Linked DNA regions of Homo sapiens: region 1 is linked to region 2. A link is an interaction called in ENCODE POLR2A ChIA-PET data of the cell type or tissue named here. Cell type or tissue: Caco-2. All regions are shown on one strand. Links, peaks and the distances in the headings refer to the core of each region. The heading gives the core; the rest is flanking DNA. Region 1 has its middle 120 kb from the start of LINC01436. Region 2 overlaps LOC101928269 (a long non-coding RNA gene).

Region 1 (2,921 bases), core at 131-2,630, 100 kb before region 2:
TTAACCGATAAGACCCACCGATTCAAGCTCTTCCATTTGCTGATGAGGAAGCCAGGCCCAGGATGTGAAGAGATTTCCCTAAAGTCACATAGCTATGAAGGAAACCTGGTCACCCTCCAGCATGACACAGATGCTGAAACAACTTTAATATTTTCTCTAGGTCTAGAGAAGGGACATCACCTCTTTCAGGGGAAGGGGTAAATTGTCTTTATTTACTTACACATAATAATTCAACATTTTAATGCTGAACATTCTACGGGCTCTATAAGCTACTAGAATAAATGAGTTACCAAGATTACAGGATAAAAAAGTAATATATAAAAAAGTACTGTATTTCTAAATACTAGCAACAAACATCAAAAATAGACATTTAAAAAACAAAACCACTTACAACAGCATTAAATTTTTTGATACTTAGGGATAAATCTGACAAAAAGAACATTCATCTATACACTAAAAACTATAAAACATTGCTGACAGAAATTTAAAAATCTTTTAAAAATGGGGAGAAACACCATGTCTATGAGTTGAAAGACTCAGGATTGTTAAAATGTCAAATTAATCTATAGATTCAATGCAATCTCAAACAAAATGCCAGCAATATATTTGTAGATATTTACAAGCTAATTCTAAAATCAGTATGGAAAGCAAAGGGCCTATTATAGCCAGAACAATTTTGAAAAAGAAATAAGCTGAAGAATTACACCTGATTTAATTGTGTTTGGGGCTTATGGCTTTTTAAATTTTTTAATTAACAGATAATCAATGTATATATTCATGAAGTACAATGTGATGTTTAATATATGTATACATTGTGGAATGATTAAATCAACCTAATTAATATATCCATCACTTCACCTATTTATCATTTCTTGTGATGACAACTTTTAAAATGTACTCTTTGCAATTTTGAAATGTGCCCTACATTATTACTAGCTATAGTCACAATGCTGTGCAATGCATCACTAAAACTTACTTCTCCTTTTTTTTTTTTTTTTTTTGAGACAGAGTTTCACTCTGTTGCCCAGGCAGGAGTGCAGTGGCACAATCTCAGCTCACTGCAACCTCCACCTCCCAGGTTCAAGCGATTCTTGTGCCTCAGCCTCCCAAGTAGCTGGGACTACAGGTGCACGCCACCACACCCAGCTAATTTTTGTATTTTTAGTAGAGATGGGGTTTCACCATGTTGGCCAGACTGGTCTCAAACTCCTGATCTCAAATGATCCACCTGCCTTGGCCTCTTCTCCTATCTATTAATAATGGAAATTGTACATCCTTTGACCAACATCTTTCCTTCCCCCCTCTTCTCCACCAGACTCTGTCTCTGCTTTTTCTACCTGCTTCAATGTGAATATCTTTCTCAGTTGTTCAGTATGCAGGAGTCTTTCACCTAGTTTCTGCTTTCTCTCAGGGAGTATTGATCCATATGTAGGTGTTCATTAGGTGCATCTGTCAGAAAAGGGATAGTCAGGACCCTCCTATTCCACCATGTTGCTGATGTAACATCACCTCTTGATTTGAATCCTCCCTAGTGAACAATCACCTAGCTCTCATTGGTAACAGCAACTTCTCCCCTTAGCAAAGCAGACTTCATAGCAGGGAGCACTGAGGCTCAAAGAAGCAGCAGCATTTGCTGATAAACAGGTGCTGGAGAATATTCAGAGCAGCAAGAGCAGAGGTGTGGATGTGGGACCTCCTGAGACCCATAACATGGACCCAGAGTAAATCGTTCAATGGGATGGAGCATAAGGTGGTGAAACAGAAAGGTGAGAGGCAGATTTAAATGATGTATATCCTTGTCACTGTTCTTCAAAACTAACTTCCAATTAATATGCTGTATGGTAAACATATCTGAGAGCAATAACGTAGACTCCCTGAGACTGACCCTGTATGGCAGACACATCTAAATGTGTGCTCTGAGCTAGGAAATCTGACAGCGCCAAACACATAGATTTGTTCCTTTTCTATGAGGAACATCTGAGCTCCGAGCCTGGCCCATGGAACACAGGCCATACTGGGAATCAAGGCCCTTTGTTTTGGGGTAAGTGAAAGTTGCCAGTTGAAGACTGTCGGAGGGTGCTAAAAGAAAATGTGATGTAAGCTGCATGCCTTTTGCAAGCAGTTGCAGTTATAATGCTCAGCCTGCCCCCACTAGGCCATGCAGTTCTCCTGTCTAGCCTGCTACCACTGGACTCTCTCCCCTGCACGTAAGTCCCCAGTAAAACCCATGTCTCATTTGCTGGCTCTGGGTCTCTTCTTCAGCCTCTTGCATCTAGTACCACACCCACTGGAGTCGATACGGATTCGACACAACACATGCATACAGAGATTTAAGTCCCACCATGTATAATTCTATCTTATAGCAGTTTCAAGAAGTCTGTACCCCAGGAGCATTGAAGGGGGATCAAATCTTACTAATCGTAGGAAATAGCTTCATCTAAAGAAGAATTTCCCAATTGTTGGAGCTTTTCTTAAAAGGCATGGGCTGCTGACAAAGTAATGTGCTCCCTGTTGCTCAATGCATTCAAGCAACTGGATGCATTCAAGATGGGCTGGATGACCATCTGCCTGGAAGGTCAAAGAGATTTTTACCTTAGTAGGAAGTTGGTGGGAGGACTTTTAAGGAGGCTTCCAATCATGACAGATTGTGATCTTTTGGGTAAAGAACTAAGACTTCACCTGGGTTTGAACCCCATCTCTGCCCCTTACCAGCTGGGTGACCTGGGCAAAGCATTTAACCTCGCTGTCCCAGCTTCTTCCATAGTGAAATGGGGACATGTATCAGTGTCTACCTCATAGGGTGATTGTGAGGATGAAACGAGTTGTTCCATATCAAGGGTCATGGACATTATCAATGTTGAATAAATGTTGGTCACTGTTCTTATGATGGCGTTGTTATTATGGATTGTGACTCCCCATCT
Region 2 (2,921 bases), core at 267-2,766:
AAATATACAGAATGGTTTCTGGTTCTCAGACTAAAAGGCTAGAATGTATTCATGTTAATGCTTGTTGCCTACTTTCATCATTTTCACTGTGGTATAATGTTCCGTTTTGTGGCCATATCCCACAGGATTCTCCCTAACTTGGCTCCATTTTACACCCTGCCTGCCCAGCCTCTGATACTTTTCATAGCCAGTGTTCTCAGATTAGATTAATAGAGACCGTGCTGCGGTGTTTACCCAAATGGTTCTCATGCTTACCCATTAGCGTCCTCAATCCTTGATCTCATTCCCCCTCCTTTTCCCATAGATGAACCGGTGGATCCTGCTTTCCAGTCTGTCACCCTTGGCGTACAGGCTACCACGAGTTGAAGGAGGGTCTATTGCTGGAGAAGACTGGTTCATAGGAGTCCGCTCAGGCTCGCAGCTGCCAACATGAAAAAAAAAATCATCTCAGAAAAATGTAGCTCAGCTGCTTACAATAAGTCATTGTTATACCTACGTTTATCATTGTGGGGCACAGATGCAACCGTTTCTCTGTGCTAACAAGCTGATTAAGCTCAGCCAGGACTTTTCCAGAGGGTCCTCCCTCTCCCCACATAATCTATGTTGAGATGCTCAGCACAGAAGTTAGTGCATTGCTGGAACAAAAAGAAGTCTCTCTTTAGAGGGTTCCTAGCATCACCGCAACTCCCAATTCTCCTCTACCTCTTTGTATTCCTTTGTATCATTCATTCCTCGTTCCATGTTTCGTGTCACTGAGCCTTTCAAAGAGGGCAGATACAGCTCTCTATATTTCACAGAGAGCTCTAGAATTGCAATTACATCCATGACACATATTTTCATACCCCTCAATTCTAGGGCACTCATAGACCACAGTAAGAGATGCTCCTGCTCATTCTGAGGAACACCAACAGGCAAGATGCACCCCCTGACTGCCCCACCAAGAGCAGACCATCTGCCCTCTCTGACGGCATGCTTCACTCTGTCAACATGAAATGGCATGTTGTTCCTGAACATCCCATGATGGTCTGTGCTTCTGTGCCTTTTGCCTATCCTATTTCTGCTTCTGGGCACACTTTTTCTCTCCTTGCCTTTGGGTTGAAGCCCTACTCACCCTTTTACACCCAGTTCATTCTGAGTTGGACTTCTGGAAGGATCAGAAAGTATCCTCCATGCAGACACCACACATCACTTCACCCTTTTTCCCAAGGCAAACAACACTAACCTAGTCCAGGTCATGTTCCTGTTAGGCCCAGGTATGCCTCAAAAACTCTAGCAGAACAGCACCCCAGGCAGCATTTCCCAGTCAATCACATGAGCAAGCAAGATACACGCCTCTCTGTGTCCCTGTCTAGGTTTCTTCCGTGTCCCTGTCTAGGTTTCTTCCGTGTCCCTGTCTAGGTTTCTTCCTTTTCTGGAGACAGGCTAGGGACTGGCAGCTGTGACTGTGTATTGCTAAGTGCAATTCCAGGAGTCTGCAGAATGGAAGGCACATCCTTTTTTTTTTTTTTTTTTTTTAAGACAGAGTTTCACTTCATCACCTAGGCTGGAATGCAGTGGCGTGACCTCGGCTCATTGCAACCTTGGCCTCCTGGCTTCAAGCAATTCTTGTGCCTCAGCCTCCCTAGTAGCTAAGATTACAGGCATGCATCAACACGCCCAGCTAATTTTTGTATTTTAGTAGAGACGGAGTTTCACCATGTTGGCCCAGGCTGGTCTCAAACTCCTGACCTCAAGTGATCCTCCCATCTCGGCCTCCCAAAGTGCCGGGATTACAGGTGTGAGCCACTGCGACCAGCCAGGAGCCAAATCCTTGATGCCTCCACAGCCCGAGGCCAAGCAGGCCTCCCTCTTCCTGTGCTCCCTGATCTGTGCTAAGATCAGGTGCTCCCTCTATTCCCCAATCCTAACCCACTTGGATGCACATGTGATTTTAGTACAGCTTCCTTTAATTTCATGTTTAATGATTTTTCATACTACAACTCTTTTTTGTCAGAGCTGTATTTCTATGCTTTTTACCTTCATTGGCAAAGCTTCTGGAAACAAAGTATGTTAATGAAATTTTAAAAATAAAAAAATTACATAAAACCCAATTCAGGTATCTCCACTTCCATAAAGCTTTCTCAAACACCACCAATCTGAAATACCCTATTCCATGACCTCTGCACGTTGTATAGGATTCTTTATGCCCTTGAGGGATGAGGTAAAGTCTTCCCCCTTAATTTCTGTCACTTTAAGAGCAAACGTAGTAACAGACAAGGAGCAGACTTACTGTTTACCATAAGAGCTGTAGATTCCCAAGTTCAGTGTTCATCAGCTAAAATGTAAACTCACTACATGCTTAGCATTCACGTTGGCACATCCAGGTTACCCCTGTGGGACTTGAGGGGCAAGGGGAACCAGTGCCAACATGACGCTCATTCAGCTTGCTGTGCCATGAATAATAAAGTCCTTTGTCTCTGACCCAGGGATCTTGTGTCTTCTGCCAGCATCCATAAAACAGTAACAAGCTAACTTATCAGCTTGTAAGTAGAGTAAAATCTCAGACCCTTTGCAGGTCCTGGTCTGAGTTCATGCCTTTTCTTCTTTGGGACTGGCCCCAGAGTCCAGCATAGGTCCTGATTAGTATATATGTAGAAAGTAATCAAGTTCAATGGACTAGACTGAGGACAGGGAACTTTCCTTCTACTGAATACCACTTAGCCCAGTGTTTCTCTTTTTTTTTTTTTTTTTTGGCCCAGTATTTCTTAACCTCAGCACTATTGACATTTGGAACCAGATAATTCTCTATTGTAGGGGGGCTGTTCTGTGCATGATAGGATATTTAGTAGCATCCCTGGCCTCTACACAGTAGATGTCAGTAATACCCACCCCCAATCAAAAATGTCTCCAGACATTGCCAAATGTTCCCTGGCAGAGTAGTC

Evidence for each region. ChIA-PET counts read pairs that join two places held together with the same protein. Peaks named below come from ENCODE experiments on the same cell type or tissue, not always from the same donor. Only the 100,000 strongest peaks of a DNase experiment are listed, where the experiment ranks them.
Region 1: POLR2A ChIA-PET joins it to region 2 with 9 read pairs; 3 of 35 experiments call an interaction of 5 or more read pairs at or near these places.

What each region holds. Positions count from the first base shown.
Region 1 is chr21:35,879,508-35,882,428 of GRCh38, forward strand. No RefSeq gene overlaps it. Among named protein-coding and RNA genes, the nearest start is that of LINC01436, 120 kb to the right of the region's middle. In Caco-2, for the core only: no CTCF peak of the experiment used is centred there; no DNase peak of the experiment used is centred there.
Region 2 is chr21:35,981,496-35,984,416 of GRCh38, forward strand. LOC101928269 (a long non-coding RNA gene) reads right to left here. Exons shown (of 6, transcript NR_110418.1): 4 at 256-421. Among named protein-coding and RNA genes, the nearest start is that of LINC01436, 22 kb to the right of the region's middle. In Caco-2, for the core only: no CTCF peak of the experiment used is centred there; a DNase peak (open chromatin) is centred at 1,475.